Regions from separate parts of the Homo sapiens genome. Here all the other regions are linked to region 2. Evidence: chromatin loops called from intact Hi-C (ENCODE). Cell type or tissue: PC-9. All regions are shown on one strand.

The links. Peaks named below come from ENCODE experiments on the same cell type or tissue, not always from the same donor. Only the 100,000 strongest peaks of a DNase experiment are listed, where the experiment ranks them.
Region 1: a loop joins it to region 2, with 8 times the contacts of the local background. A loop is called at or near these places in 3 of 110 quality-filtered maps.
Region 3: it touches region 2 in a loop (2.9-fold over the local background); 4 of 110 quality-filtered maps call a loop at or near these places.
Region 4: a loop joins it to region 2, with 5 times the contacts of the local background. A loop is called at or near these places in 4 of 110 quality-filtered maps.

Annotation. Positions count from the first base shown.
Region 1 is chr1:59,498,409-59,502,408 of GRCh38, reverse strand. The region is part of intron 6 of FGGY (FGGY carbohydrate kinase domain containing); the gene reads right to left. It overlaps LOC124904192 (a long non-coding RNA gene), which reads left to right and starts at 1,377. Exons shown (of 3, transcript XR_007066139.1): 1 at 1,377-1,456. In PC-9, no CTCF peak of the experiment used is centred here; DNase peaks (open chromatin) are centred at 2,258, 2,578 and 2,998; H3K4me3 peaks cover 1,169 bases; H3K27ac peaks cover 3,075 bases.
Region 2 is chr1:59,425,154-59,429,153 of GRCh38, reverse strand. The region is part of intron 5 of FGGY (FGGY carbohydrate kinase domain containing); the gene reads right to left. Among named protein-coding and RNA genes, the nearest start is that of FGGY, 130 kb to the right of the region's middle. In PC-9, no CTCF peak of the experiment used is centred here; a DNase peak (open chromatin) is centred at 1,773; H3K4me3 peaks cover 1,287 bases; H3K27ac peaks cover 2,339 bases.
Region 3 is chr1:59,482,290-59,486,289 of GRCh38, reverse strand. All of the region lies in intron 6 of FGGY (FGGY carbohydrate kinase domain containing), which reads right to left. Among named protein-coding and RNA genes, the nearest start is that of FGGY, 190 kb to the right of the region's middle. In PC-9, no CTCF peak of the experiment used is centred here; a DNase peak (open chromatin) is centred at 2,029; H3K27ac peaks cover 1,096 bases.
Region 4 is chr1:59,373,439-59,377,438 of GRCh38, reverse strand. All of the region lies in intron 4 of FGGY (FGGY carbohydrate kinase domain containing), which reads right to left. Among named protein-coding and RNA genes, the nearest start is that of FGGY, 78 kb to the right of the region's middle. In PC-9, no CTCF peak of the experiment used is centred here; a DNase peak (open chromatin) is centred at 1,958.

The DNA of each region.
Region 1 (4,000 bases), 73 kb before region 2:
TGCAAAAAGCCTTCCCTGGGTAGATCATAATTAATCACTCTTTCCTCTACAATCCAACAGCATGTTTTTTGGAATTACATCATTCTGCTCTACATAATGGCTTTTTCCCTTGTGCTTCCCTCTTCTAATTTAGATTATAATCGCCTTGAGGGCAGAGCTCTTTTTGTAGATAATATATCCATAAGAGGCAGGTGGTTTAGCATAGCACTTGGGAGTTCAGGTTAGGGGGTGGACAGGCTTGGATGGTGGTGGCTTTATCACTCACAGGGCTTGTGACCTTGGGCAAGTGATTTAACTTCCCTGCAACGGTTTCCTCACCTGTAAAAAGGCTATAATAATGTTATTTTTCTCCCAGAGTGGTTATAAGAATCAAGCAAGATAATGCAAATAAGTGTTTTAGCATGTTGTCTGCCACATGACAAATGCTAGACAAAAGTCAGATAAAATTATGGTTATTATGACTCCCTATTCCCAGTGTATTGGACATCGCCTGACACACAGAGGGTACTCAGCTCATTCTGGCCGAGCTTACAAAGCTTGAGGAGAGATCCTTGATGTTACAGCATGTGGAGATATATGCTTTTGGGGTCATGAGAGCAAACTGCAGAACCTGTGAAAGCTGTTAAAAAATTCACAGTGGTGGAATTCAGTTTTCTAGCACAAAAAGTTTCTCCCTATGGTCATGTCTCCACGGCATGCCTTCAGAGGGAAATGCTTTAAAAGTGCAGAAGGTGTTCTCTTTAGAGTTATTTTAAGAACAAAACGCTTGTTTCAAAAGGAAAATTCATTATTTTGTCAGCAAAATACTTGACTGTTAAGATGTCCAATGCTTTCAAGACCCATGCAAACAGTTCTACCATGGAGAGTTACCCCACTTCTAGGAAAAGGAAAACTTGGGAAATACATGAAAATACTTTAGGTGTCATTGTGCTAAAAATATTACAAGGTTTAAAGCAGTGGTTTCTACAATTTTGCTTTTTTTTTTCACAATCAAATACAAAGATCACATAAAGAAAACTAGGGATTTATATAGGTTTCTCAATTTTTTATCCTGTCTCATTTACTAATTAAAACCAAATCTTACAATGAGGATTTATTTGACACAAAATTGTATCACTAAAAACATAGGAAGCAGAGGATCTCAAAATAAAGGATGTTCTTTTTTAAGGTAAATACACTTCCTTTTATGACCTCATGTATTTATTGCATCACACACCAGTGAACACTTTGTCAAGGGCCAGCGTTGGTTTCTCGTCTGGACTACTGTTTGCAAACTGCTGACTTACAAAATGGTAACAGCCTCCTAACAATGGGTGAATCTACAGGATGTCAAGCAGCAACTCTCAGGTGAACCACTCAGTCAGTGGATCTGGTGTTAACTATACAATGCCAAATGTCTTCTGGTGATCTGAAGACATCAGGGGCTTTTCTATCATGTAGACCAAACATGATTCAGGTAACTGACAAAATTTTTCACTTCCCAACCAGATGTCTTACTTGCATAGAAATGAAGCCCAACTTGTACTTTCATGTGCAAATAGGCTAGACATAAATTCACCCCTGGAGGGCAGGATTAATTGCTTATCCTCAACGAACGCTAAATTACATATTATTTCTTCTTCTATTTCCAACTATTTTACCTTTGAAGAAGGTTTTCTGCTATTGTTTTGAAAAGCACACATTTCATCTTAGAAATGGTCTGTCTTTTTACATGTTTCTTCCTTTTTTTTTTTTTTTTTTTTTTTGGCAAGAAGGCAGTGTGCTACAATGAAGAGTGTGATCTTAGAAGTCAGGATAATCTGAGTTCTAATTCCATGCACCTACTTTCCCAAACTTTAAGGGCCTTGCAAAAAAGGCACTTAAAATCCCTGAATTCAGTTTCTCTGCAGATATATATCATAAAAGCCATCTATAAGAGGCACTGTGAAGATTTGAGATCATTTATTCCTATAATATGTATTGGGTGCTTGCTCTGTGCCTGGTACTGAGAGACCATGGAGAACCACAGTGTCTGCCTGTCCTCCAGGGGCTCTGTCAGTAACAACACACTCATGCCTAACAAGCTGGAATGACAAACGTACCATAAAACTAAGGTGATATCTTTATTCAGGATTTTAAATAAAATTATGAGTAACTCCAACTGTTGCTGATCCTTAAAGATGAATATCAAGTTTATAAAAGGAAGGATATGTCTGAAACCTTTGCTCTTCCTTAAATCTACTTTCAAGCATACCCTGGAATTTGCTCTGATCATATTTGTTTAAAGAATTCACGTGGTTATCAATGAGCTTCCACCTTCTATGCCGTTGTCCTGACAACCAAGCATTTACTAGACAGAATATGGAAAACAGGTAACAATGTGTCTCTACAGTCAGGGTTGTAGGCAAAATTCGACAGTACAGAGACAATCAAATGACTAGGGTCTTTGTGTTTGAAATCCTTAAAGGGAAATACAAACATATATATGTATATATTTACACACACACACATACATATATATACATGAATAAAAGAGAGTAAAGATTTTACAGAGAAATTAACTGGGCAAGGAGAAGCTGCTATGCATGACTCACTTGTACTTTAATAGCAGCTATGTTTCAAGAGTCAGGTCACAGGTAATGTTGCACATAAGGAAGAAAGGCTAAGTCTGCTGTTACTGTTGTTCAGTTACACTAATAAGATGTTAGGTTCTTTTCCTAGCCTATGTTTCACCAAAGCCAGAAATATCTCAAACATATGAAGAAATGGAATACGACTATGTTCTTAAACTTTTTTTCCAGGACCAAAACTTTTTTTTTCCAAATGAAATCCTCTATAGCACTCTAGCACAGCAGTCTCCCCTTATCTGCAGTTTCGCTTTCCATGGTTTCAATTTCTCATGGTCAACTCTAGTACAAAAATATTAAATGGAAAATTCCAGAAATAAACAATTCATAAGTTTTAAATTGCACACCATTCTGAATAGTGTGATGAATTCTCACGTTATCTAGCTTGGTCCCACCTGGGATGTGAATCATCCCTTTGTCCAGCAAATCCATGCTGTAGGCACTACCTCCCTGTCGTCCGCTTAGTAATCCTCTCAGTTACCAGATCAAAAAAAAAAAAAAAACAAACATAGTATACATAGGGTTCAGTACTACCCATGTTTTTAGGCATCCACTGGGGGTCTTGGAAGGTATTTTCCATGGACAAGGGGGAACTACTATATATAATTATTCTCTGGTTCAAGCAGAGAAGAAAGTGTCCAGGGGTGATACATGCAACAGCTCTGGCACCAGAGGATCATCCAGATTTGGGGGGCTGAGAAATAGAGATCAAAATCTAAACATTAACCTATGGTGAGAGACTATCCATCTTGGAAGCATTAAAGAGGGGAGGGATGGTAATTTGGAACTGTAAAATAGAGCTCCTTGAAACTTCTACTACAGTGCAAAAGCAGAAGCAGCAGAAAGTGTCCACTTTTAACCACACAGACAATGACCTCACTCCTGAATGAAGGAGGACACTGGCATTTGCAGTCCCTCCGGGGGAGGAGTGGAATTTGCCAAGTTGGCATTTAGCCAAAATGATGGAGTAAAATCCCTGAAGCCCTCACTCATGTTGACGTGGAAATCGAGCAGAGAAAGATTCAAAACATGACATAACTTAATGACACTTAAAGTTCTATCTACGTCACCCAGTTGGTGGGGGAGGGGGATCATACACATATTGGGAAAAATGCTCAAGTGCTAGGATGGCAGCATGAACAGCATTTGGGAACTTGTTAGAAGTGTGCATTCTCAGTCCCCACCCTAGACCTACTGAAGCAGAAACTGTGGTGTGGAGCCCAGCCATCCTCCCTCACCAGGTGATTTTGACGCACACCAAGGTATGAAGAGCCCTGCATTAGAGTCACCTAGGGAGCTTCTGAAAATAGCAATTCCTGGGCCCCATTCTTGACTTCTGGTCAATGTTATAAAGTGGAACCCTAGGATTCTTATTTTTAAAAGCTCCCAGGTAA
Region 2 (4,000 bases):
AATCTTTTACATTCAGTGCAGCCATACATGTGATTGTCTTGTACTTCATTTGCGTGAAAGTGAAGAAAGCTGTCTGCCACATGGGCGTGGTCAAAATGAGTGGCCTGCTACTTGTCATATTTGCTGAGCACACCTAGACCAGAGAAAGCCCCAGCCAGAGAAAGGTACACAGAAAGAATGGTAAGGTTTCCTTCCTTTTTCACTCTAGCGGGTAAGGACCAGGATTTTCACTAAGTTCTGGACAACAGAACAGACATAAGTGAGAGGGATCCTCACGCCACCTTTCGTATTCAAAAGCACCTCTAATGCTGCCATGTGGTCCACTCAGGACTCACTTGTACCAAAACCAAAAGGTGCCATCATAGACTTCGGAGGTGGGCAGTCCTCAGCTCAATTCCCAGCCACGTGACCTTGGGGCAACATAATATGAACATGTACTGAGTGCTACTGACATCTGGGGCACTATAGGATGTTTTATCTGGATTATTAACTTAAAAGCTATAGCCCCATTTCTCAAATAAGATAACTGAGACTGACAGAGTTAGACAAACTGACCCAAGGTCACGTGCACCTTTCTCAAATAAGATATGCTCAAAAGAACTGGGCAAGGAGGCATTAATGAATCTCTCAATCACCTTTCTGATTTCTGTGTACTGATAGGCAAAGCCATACACACTGGCATCTAATTACTGTACTGAGGTATTCTCCAACTGGGAAGTAGTATAGGGTGGCAGTTCAGCGCTTCGGTTCTGGAGGCAGACAGACCAGAGTTTGAATTCCAGCTCCATCACCTATTAGCTGAGTGACCTTGGCAAGTCATTTAATCACTATGAGCCTGAGCCTCCCTATCCGTAAGGATGAGGGTTAAGTGATATAATATACATATGGTAAACTCTCAATGAAAGTCTGGTTGTGAGTATGTTCCTCACCATTGTTAATAGATCCCTGAGTAATTATTAAGACCAGAAAATGTTTCATGATCCCTCTAGAATCACTTGCAGGACACTTGGAATCATAAAACCACAGAGGCAGAAATGACCATCAAGTCTCATAATAGCAGGCAGATGTGCCACTGTCACACACTTGGCAAATACCAATAGTTGACTGCTCTTTCTCACTTAGCTGAGATGGGCTTCCCAGCCATCCCCCATACTGTACTCTGGACAGCAACTTCCAATCAGTAAGACTGACAGCTAATCTATCTGCTGTCCTTAATCCAGTCCCACCACCCTACATAAGAGATGATATGAAGCAGAAGGCCATTGGAGTTAAGTGACTGGCTAAAGGTCCCCTATCTAGTAAGTGACAACCCTGGCCCCTGAACATAGACCACCTAACTCCTCATGCAGTGTTACTTCCATCTCCCACTCTGCCTCTCCAAGCTACCGACACATTTTCCAGGAAATGATGGAAGGTACTTTGACTGCCTTGTCTTCTTCCTCAAGGCTGCACAGAGGGGTTGCTGCACTCAGCAGATTATGTGCCATCTTATTCAGACAGGCCCCCTTCTGTGACAGGTACAGAGGAAAGGGGAAAAATAAAGCATCTCTCAAATGCTTTGATTGAAGACAGAGACTACAGATGTTCCTGGAGAACTCTGGTTCTCAGGAGCATGAGCAAAAAGAAATTCCCCGAGTCCAGAGAGCCTGGACTGAAATTTAAGCTACAGCAATGTGAGTCATTTCAGCTGAGGAGGAGACGGCAAGGTAACCAACTCTTACCTCCGCCATCTCGTGTCTCATTCGGTCATGAGTAAAGCAGCAGCTATGCAGTTAGTGTCACCAAGAGATCAGTCACCACCTGAGGCCATCTGTTTCTGTCAGGCAGGCAGATTCCCAGCATGCACTGGTCCCAACTGGATTTTTGTGGGGAGGGAGGCAGCAAGGGCCCCAGCTGCTGTCACCAGACAGGGAGGCGCCTTCTCTTCACCTCCGTCCTGGGTGCCTGCTATGGACCTGAGTTCCCAGCTGTCTTTGTGGCTAGAGTCTTTCCTTGCCTGACTCAGAATATTAAATGTGCCCTCTTTCCAAAGGGAGAATTGAAAACCTTTTTTGTGTGTTCGTTGATTCATATCTGTGATAGCAAGAGGTGGGTGAGGTAGAAAGTCAGGCTTATCCTGTTTGCAGGTGGCATAATCAGTTGAAAGATTTTTATGTCCCTCAAGTCCCCAGCATGCTTGGCCTCTGAAAAAGGTTTCAAAACAAAATAATAATCATGATCATAATAATCAAAGCTGTATTAGCATTGCCTGGACTGGCTGACAGAATTGCAGGCAACCAGTTTTTTTTTTTTTTTCAGTGTTAATCTCATCCAAAGCAACTTAGATTGCTACAACCATCTCATCCATCCATTCAACAAATATTTACTGCAACCAACTAAGGTTCTAGACACAGTTCTAGGGATTGCGGAGCAAGCAGGCAGGTCCCTGACTTCATGGAGCAAAAGTAAACAAGTAAACAAAAGCAAAAGTAAACAAGTAAAAAGTAAACAAGGGCCAGGAGGACATAAATATATTAACGTAGGGGAGGCCTGTGAGTTAGAAATTCAGGGATGGCCTCTCCAATGGGGGAACTCCTGAGGTGAGACCAGGCTGGATAAGAATGTCAAATACACTATCACTTTTTGAAATTAAAACATATTGTGAAATTTATTTTTCAGTCCTGAATTACTGGTATTTTTGAGGGTGAAATAATGTTATTCCAGACATCAGTCAGCAACTTCATTCATCCTCCTTGACTCTTCCCAACTCAATTCCTTCCTCCTTCCCCTCCCTTCACTCCCCTTCCCACCCTGGATACCCTAATGACAAGCCTTCCAGGACCCTCTATGCCATGGAGCTCCGCAATTCCTCTGCCCCAATCCATTTCTGCTGGGGAAAGGGAGGAATTCAATCCCAGAAGAGCCATTTCTTCTGGACTAGCAAGGACAGAAGTCAAAATTATGGGAACTGGGAGCTGCTGACTAAAAGCGGAACTGCCCAGAGGTGGTGGTGCTGGAAGCTCAGGTAGAATGGGGTGAGAGATGGACATGTTAAATGCCCTCCACCCTCCTCCATGCAGGAGACAGGAGCTCTAAGGGTAATCCAGGACAGAGAGAATTGATTTCAAAAGCAGTACTCCAGTGGTGCACAGAGAAAAGTTTTGTATCATGTTCCTAAATTTTCGTATTTGAAACTTATTCAATTTCAAAAATTAAAAAAAAATATGAATTGTGAACACTCTTAAAATCATATTCCTTGGAATTATGTGGAATAAACACTGAAAAATCAATTCCATTATTTGGCTCCAATACCACCACAGGGTAAGGAGTCAGCTGATTTTCTGAAAAATGAAAAGAGCCAGAGGAAAAGAATGTCTGTCAAAGGGAACAGTAAATTCAAAGAACATAGGCCAGAAAAGAACTTGACATGCTCAAGGAAACCAAAAGAAACAGAGGTGGCTGGAAAAAACAGTGGGAAAAGGAGAGATGGTACACGACAAAGTAAAAGAATTAGACAGAGGCGAGAATCATGACCATGAATGAGAGCTTTAACTCCAATGTCTATAGGAACACAGGCATGAGGCAGAGCCTGCAGAAGGAAAGCCAGGCAATGCGGTTTGTCACTGGAAGAGTAGCTCTAATTTTTCTCCCAAAATGGAAAGCTCATTTCCCTTTCCCTCCTCTACGCATTATGCTCCTCCTGCCAGAAAAGCCTTCCCTTCACAAGTGTAATGGGAAGGGCGAGATCTATATATCAGACAATTTGGGGGCAAATATCCATTTCCAATTTTCCAATGTTAAAAAAGTAAAGAAATGTGATAGAAATCCCCAAAACACACTTAAAAGGCCATAAAAATACTGGAATCTATTATAATTCTAATTGTTATGTGCCAATATAATAATCATGCAAATTTAATCAAATGTTACTACGTCATCCAAATAATCCATGTTTCCCAGGTATTTCAGACACACTATACCTATATATCAGCTTTTACTTACCATTTATTGAGAGCCTAATGTA
Region 3 (4,000 bases), 57 kb before region 2:
GAACCCTCCTGGATGTAGTGACATTGTGGTTCTGCATTTCCCTTGCTGTTCCTTGGCTCTTCTTAAGTGTTCAGGCCTTGTCTCCTTGACCAACGCATGGTCTCCCTCTGGGTGCGCTGTCATTCACACATCTGTGTGTCTGGCACAGTGCCAGGCTCAGAATGGATACTAAACAATGGTGAGGTATTGTCCCATGCCTCTTATTAGTGTTAAGTCTGAGGCACAGGGGCTCTAAGTGATGTGCCAGAGGCCAACTAACATAATTAGCAACAAGTCTAGGAGACAGGTATCCTACATAGGGAAAAGTTGGAGTTTAGGTCCAGTTTTACTTGTTTTTAGAATGTTGTCAAGTCACTTCATCACAGTGATTTACAGAAAGTTTAAGAGATAGACTGAAGATTTTAACTCCTGGCTTGGCTGTATGATCTTGGGCAAGTTATTTAACCTCTCTGTGACTGACCATCTGTAAAATGGGGGTAAGTCTCTTAGAAAGACTGTTGAATGAGTTATGTGAGCTATTACAAATAAAGATCTTAGAACAGTTCCTAGTAAATAGTAGGTGCTCAATAATGATAGCTAAACTTACTACCTTAATTTAACTGTTGTTTTCCCAAACCTTATGAGTCACCATTTTTATTAGTTATGATTAAGTGTAGCTACAAATCTACAAAACAGTGATTTTCTAATAAAGCAAAAACAACAGCAAAAACAAATAAACAAATTTCCTACTCATACAAACAAAGTCCAGAGGTAGTGAATCCAAGGCTGGTATGGAAGTTCCACAAAAGCTCACTGTTCTGCCATCCCTGGAGTATGGCGTCTGTCCCCCTTATCCAAAGTCACTGCTAACCTACCTGACCAGCCAATCTACCTGACCCAGGGGAGGGAAAGAGGATGGCCACTGCCTGATCTCCTTAAAGGAGACGTCTCAGGAATCCCACAGGACACATCTGCTTATACCTCATTGGCCAAAACTTAGATGAACATGTGTAGCTGCAAAGGGAGCTGGGAAATGTAGTCTATAATGAAAGACCCTGATGTACCCTAAAAGCCTAAGTTTTGTTAATAAAAGGGATGACAGTGTAGATTAGATGGGCATTCAGCATTCTCTGGACTACTGGTAACATGCCACTAGCTAGTGAGAAAGTTCAGAAGTTGATTCCAGTCCTATCCTATTTTATTCAAAGCTTTGGGGTTCACAACAAATCAAAGGACATTTTCCAAGCACATTTTCTCAAGATCTATAATCCTGCCTCCTCTACTTTAATTATTTTGAAAGCACATCCCCCCTATGGGTGTGATTCACTCTAAATTATTGAAAAATTGATTTTTTAAAAAGATGTCTGCAGGCCAAGATTTTTGAACCATTTTAAAGAGCTGGAAAAATAATAAAACCACTCTTTCTTTTGAAGAATAGAATCATGTTTTTTAGAAAAGAGAGAAAAAAAACTGAATGCTAAAATTAATGTGTCTACATATTCCTTAGTGATGGATAACCTATCTTTTATAAGTCTCTGACTTACAAAGAAATATAAAAGCCCATACTCTCATCACTTATCATGGTGAATTTTATTTGAAAACACACATTATTTACTTCATATTAATTATGGATTATCAATAATCTGAGTACTTTTTATTACCAAATCTTTTAAAATAATGCAAGTGAGAGTGACTCTTCATGGAGGCATTATTTACTGATGCATTTTTCCAATCACAAGGATATATAATGAGGCTCATAAAAAAGTCATGTCTGTGATTGAAAGTCCCTTTCAAATAAACATTACAGTCCTAAACAAATGCACTTTTTACACCCTGGCAAGCTTACCAGATTTCTACTGCATCACAGAGACAGTCCACAAGAAGGTATTCCTTTAAGGCCCATGGAAAGAAGATGATAGAGTAGGTGGACCATAATAGAAAAGGGAGCAGGGAGAAAGATGATATAAGGGAGAATGCAGAAGACATATCGGATCTGGCCCTGTTCAGTGAGATGAGTCAGAAAACCAGGAAGCCAAATGAGTCAGCACCATCCCTATGAAAAATGCAGGGATTGAAATGACTGGAGATCTAATTTACTGGTAAAAAGCATGAGATTTTGGAGTCAGGCCTGCTTTTGAATTCCTGTTCCTCCATCAAATAACCATGAGACTTTGGGACAGTTATCTACCCTCTGTGAGCTTCAATTTCCATATCTGTAAAAGGAAGATAATAATGGTACCTGTACCTCATTGGTTACTGGGGAAGTTTACCTGCTAATTCATGTACAATGTTTGGCGACAGTCCCTGGCATATAATGCACACTCAACAAATGATAACCATTATCAGTACACTATTTCCTTTCCCTATTTTTTTTACAGTAGACATCTTCCCTTCAAGACCCCTGCTTCCTTCATCTTTTATTTTTTTTCAAGAAGCCAAACTGTTAGGAGAAGGGGTGGGAGTAGAGAAGACAGTCTGAATTCATCTCCCCAGGACTTCTCATTTCACTGAAGTTGGAATAACAGTGAGGAAATTGCTTTAGACAAGGGTTTCTGCTTTTGCTGTTGATTTAAACTGTCACCATAGGCTAAAAATGAAAATGCAAATTTTGAACAAAGCTAAGTTTTCATCTAGGGCAGGAAGGAAATGCTTAGGTTGGTAAAAAATAAATGAAAATGCCACTTACTGACCTGTCCCAATAAAGAAATACCTCAAAAAGCTAAGAACAGAATCGAACTAGATACAGAGAATAGACAATTTATGACTTAAGACCACAGTAGAAAATAGTCCTGTTTAGGAAAAGTTTGAAGTCATAATCACAAATCCTAGAGAAGTATTTTATTCTCATAGGTCTCAGCACTTCCCTTTTAGTAATAACAATAAATTAATCATCTGTTTTCTCCATAGTTGATAGGCATCTCGCAGGCAGGGGCTGAGTATCTTCACATGTGCTATCTCCAGTATGTAGCACAATATCTGCAAAGGGTATACTCAGTAAATATTAGTCTGGCAAATGAGTTAATAAATACAGGAAGGAGTGATTTTCATCAGCATTTTCCTCCATTCATGTTGAGAATTTTCCTGGCTAACCAACAAACTTGGCAAAAGTAGTAGGAAAGTCACTCCATGAAGAAGCAGTATTTTTGGTCACACACCAATGAAGTATGGCAGGTTGCTGACCCTCCAGGATGTAACAGCTGGAAGACACTGAGAGATCATCTACTCCAATGGATCTCAAAGTGTGGCTGGGAACCACCACTTGGGAACTTATTGGAAACACCAGTTCTTAATCGCTCCAGAGAATTTCTGATTTAGAAACTCTAAGCAGGCCCAGGAATCAGTGTTTTAAGAATCCCCCCAGGTGGTTCTGACGTATGCTCTGGTTTGAGAATCACTGAATTCAATCCTCCTCAGTTCACAGAGTAGAAAATGGGGCCCAAAAAGGAAATGTCAGTTAAGTTTGTTGATCTGAAGATCAACTTTTGTAATAACTAGATAATTTTAAAAGTGCCAAATTTACAACCTCTTAGCTTTGTGATGTTATTTCACCTCTCTGAGCTTCAGTTTCCTCACCTATAAAATGAGAAGAACAATGGCACTTCATGGTAATTATAATAATCAAGTGATACTATATATAAAAGACACAGAATATGGTGTTTATATATATATATATATACACACAGACACACACACACACATATGTATATATACACACACAGACACACACACACACACACACATATATATACACATAGACACACATATATAAATCTGTAATTCTCTGTGGGAAATAATAGTCAAGATTCTTATGTCCAAAAACTGTTTATATATATATAAATATGCAGCCTCTTAGATAAGTGGTCATTTTTGCTGCGGCAAAAACTTGCTTGAAAGTGAAAACATTTGTCCATGATTCATATAATTGTGCTTGAGGTTACAGTTTGCTACCATGAAGGCTACAGGCTTCATTTTAGGTTTGTGTCTGGCAAGCCCGAGCCCACAGGAGGTTCTAAACATCAGG
Region 4 (4,000 bases), 52 kb after region 2:
TTCCCCTGCTTTCACTCTGCACTTCTCTCTCCTGCCACCAAATACAGAAGGATGTGTTTGCTTCTCCTTCCACCATGATTGTAAGTTTCCTGAGGCCTCCCCAGCCATGCTGAACTGTGAGTCAATTAAATCTCTTTCCTTTATAAATTACCCAGTCTCGGGTATGTTTTTATTAGCAGTGTAAGACCAGACTAATACAAAAGTCTTTCTTTCCTGACAGACTGACTATAAGCTCTGTGAGGTCAAGGATCTTGTCAGTCATGTTCACCATGACATTGGATGATTGTCTCCTCTTCTCCACCCCAACTGAGAGGACCCTCAGCTGCCAAGCAGAAACTACTTAACTCTCATCCCCTTACTACAAGCACTTGGTTGGACCAGGTTTAGGCATGTGACCTAGTTGTACCAACCAGATTTCTTCTCCCAAGAACTTAGAATCAGGACCCAAATGGAACCATTTCACTTCTGCCTATGAATGGAACTGGAGGTGAGATAAACTTGAAAAGCATGAAGTGGCCATTTTCTGTCAAACACCTGAAGAGGTAGAATTTCAAAAACAGAATAGTAAAGAAGACAGAGGAACTAGCAAGAAAGGTTTCCTACCATCCAGATAACTTTCCATGTCCTGGTTTCTATTACTCCCTCTCCAAAAAGCTATAAAAGGAATTATAAGCATAGGAGTATCTCTGGGAACCTAAAGGCAACAATGCAGAAGTTCCAAAAGAGGCATATTTCAGTACCTGCCGCAGGGTAACACACAGTAGGAACTCAATAAATATTTGTTGAATTACTAGACAAACTGCTCAGCTTCACCTTCCAATTCCTCTTATGTGAGGGGTGCTTCAGTTTATAAAGGGCTTCCACATGTGTTATCTCCTTAGAGCAACACAAAAGTCCTGGGTATTATTATATCTATTTTATATACAACTGGCCTTTATCAGAATTCTGTGAGTTCCTCCTACATAGTGCTTCCCTAACACTACTATATAAACACCAACATCTATTTACAGCAGATAAACGGTACTATCCCAAGTGCTGGCCCTATCAAAACAATATCAAAAGAGTTCAGATCTAAAAGGCAAAGTATCAAGCTGATTCTCTGTTACTGTTGTTGTTTTAACTTCCTAAACATCTAGGTGAAAGCTTGTGTCTAGAAAGGGACCTGCCCTAAACTTCTCTTTGAACGCCCATTCTAAGATGTTAATGTTAAATCAAGCAAAACTTAAAGATACTAAATATTCCTAACACAGCTAAGAACTAGTAGTATCTCTGTATAGGATCTAACAAGCCACAGTCAGAAAATGGTAGCCTTTGAGACGATGTGAATCAAACTACCAGAATGGCTTTTGGCTAGTCCCTGAAATCTATTTCCATATGTCTTGTGGTTTCAGCAATCAGTGGTCAGGGAGAGGAGAAAAGGCAGCCTCTTTCTAAAGGTTCCAGAAATCAAAGGCCAGTGACCAGATATGAACCGCCAAACCACCGCAGCAACAACCAGTGCTTCAAGCCAAAGCACAACAATCTTCTTAAATTCAGGCAAAAAAAAAAAAAAAAAAAAACTACTTTAGATCTTGTGTGTGGTCATTAAAGACATTATATAACGACAGCTTTTAGCCTGTAGCCACACAGCCAGCCACTGTGGGACAACAGAACCCAAGTAGAATGTCACAAAGAACTCAAGCCTTTTGCCAAAAAGAGACACTGGGAATAGGAGGAGCAAGGAGTCCCTGCGTTCTTTCTTTTTGAGACCACACTAACCGTCACCAATCAAAGCTGGAGATCCCAGTCCAACCTCTCCTCTCTAAGGAGATAACACATGTGGAAGCCCTCTATAACCTCTGAAGTACTCCTCACATAACAGGAACTGGAAGATGAAGCTGAGCAGTTTGTCTAGTAATTCAACAAATATTTGTGGGATGAGCAACTAGAAATAACATGTTGTGGGAAGTCTGAGGTACTCTTAAGTATGCACATGGTCTCAGAAGGGAAGATAGCAATATTCCCTGCTTTCTCTACAAAAGAAAAGTCTGGAGATAGGCCAGCAAAGAGGAATAAGGACTGAATGAGAGGAAATGTCTCCAGAAGCCTGATCCCTTACCTTGAGATGCCAGCAGGCATCTGTGAGGATCCCATGCAGTTTTTTTTTGTTTGTTTCTTTTTTTTTTTTTTTTTTCTTTTTTGAGATGGAGTCTCACTCTATCGCCAGGCTGGAGTGTAGTGGTGCGATCTCAGCTCACTGCAACCTCTGCACCCCGGGTTCAAGAGATTCTCCTGCCTCAGCCTCCCGAGTAGCTGGGAACACAGGTGCATGCCACCACACCCTGCCATTTTTTTTTTTTTTGATGAAAACTAGGTGGATTTTTTTTTATTATTATTATACTTTAAGTTTTAGGGTACATGTGCACAATGTGCAGGTTAGTTACCTGTGTATACATGTGACATGCTGGTGCGCTGCACCCACTAACTCGTCATCTAGCATTAGGTATATCTCACAATGCTATCCCTCCCCCCTCCCCCCTCCCCCCACCCCACAACAGTCCCCAGAGTGTGATGTTCCCCTTCCTGTGACCATGTGTTCCCATTGTTCAATTCCCACCTATGAGTGAGAATATGCGGTGTTTGGTTTTTTGTTCTTGCGATAGTTTACTGAGAATGATGATTTCCAATTTCATCCATGCCCCTACAAAGGACATGATGTGAACTCAACATTTTTATGGCTGCATAGTATTCCATGGTGTATATGTGCCACATTTTCTTAATCCAGTCTATCATTGTTGGACATTTGGGTTGGTTCCAAGTCTTTCCTATTGTGAACAGTGCCGCAATAAACATACGTGTGCATGTGTCTTTATAGCAGCATGATTTATAGTCCTTTGGGTATATACCCAGTAATGGGATGGCTGGGTCAAATGGTATTTCTAGTTCTAGATCCCTGAGGAATCGCCACACTGACTTCCACAATGGTTCAACTAGTTTACAGTCCCAACAACAGTGTAAAAGTGTTCCTATTTCTCCACATCCTCTCCAGCACCTGTTGTTTCCTGACTTTTTAAAGATCACCATTCTAACTGGTGTGAGATGATATCTCATTGTGGTTTTGATTTGCATTTCTCTGATGGCCAGTGATGGTGAGCATTTTTTCATGTGGTTTCTGGCTGCATAAATGTCTTCTTTTGAGAAGTGTCTGTTCATGTCCTGCACCCACTTTTTGATGGGGTTGCTTGTTTTTTTCTTGTAAATTTGTTTGAGTTCATTGTAGATTCTGGATATTAGCCCTTTGTCAGATGAGTAGGTTGTGAAAATTTTCTGCCATTTTGTGGGTTGCCTGTTCACTCTGATGGTAGTTTCTTTTGCTGTGCAGAAGCTCTTTAGTTTAATGAGATCCCATTTGTCAATTCTGGCTTTTGTTGCCATTGCTTTTGGTGTTTTAGACATGAAGTCCTTGCCCATGCCTATGTCCTGAATGGTATTGCCTGGGTTTCTTCTAGGGTTTTTATGGTTTTAGGTCTAACGTTTAAGTCTTTAATCCATCTTGAATTAATTTTTGTATAGGGTGTAAGGAAGGGATCCAGTTTCAGCTTTCTCCTGGCTAGCCAGTTTTCCCAGCACCATTTATTAAATAGGGAATCCTTTCCCCATTGCTTGTTTTTCTCAGGTTTGTCAAAGATCAGATAGTTGTAGATATGCGGCGTTATTTCTGAGGGCTCTGTTCTGTTCCATTGATCTATATCTCTGTTTTGGTACCAGTACCATGCTGTTTTGGTTACTGTAGACTTGTAGTATAGTTTGAAGTCAGGTAGCGTGATGCCTCCAGCTTTGTTCTTTTGGCTTAGGATTGACTTGGGGATGCGGGCTCTTTTTTGGTTCCATATGAACTTTAAAGTAGTTTTTTCCAATTCTGTGAAGAAAGTCATTGGTAGCTTGATGGGGATGGCACTGAATCTATAAATTACCTTGGGCAGTATGGCCATTTTCACGATATTGATTCTTCCTATCCATG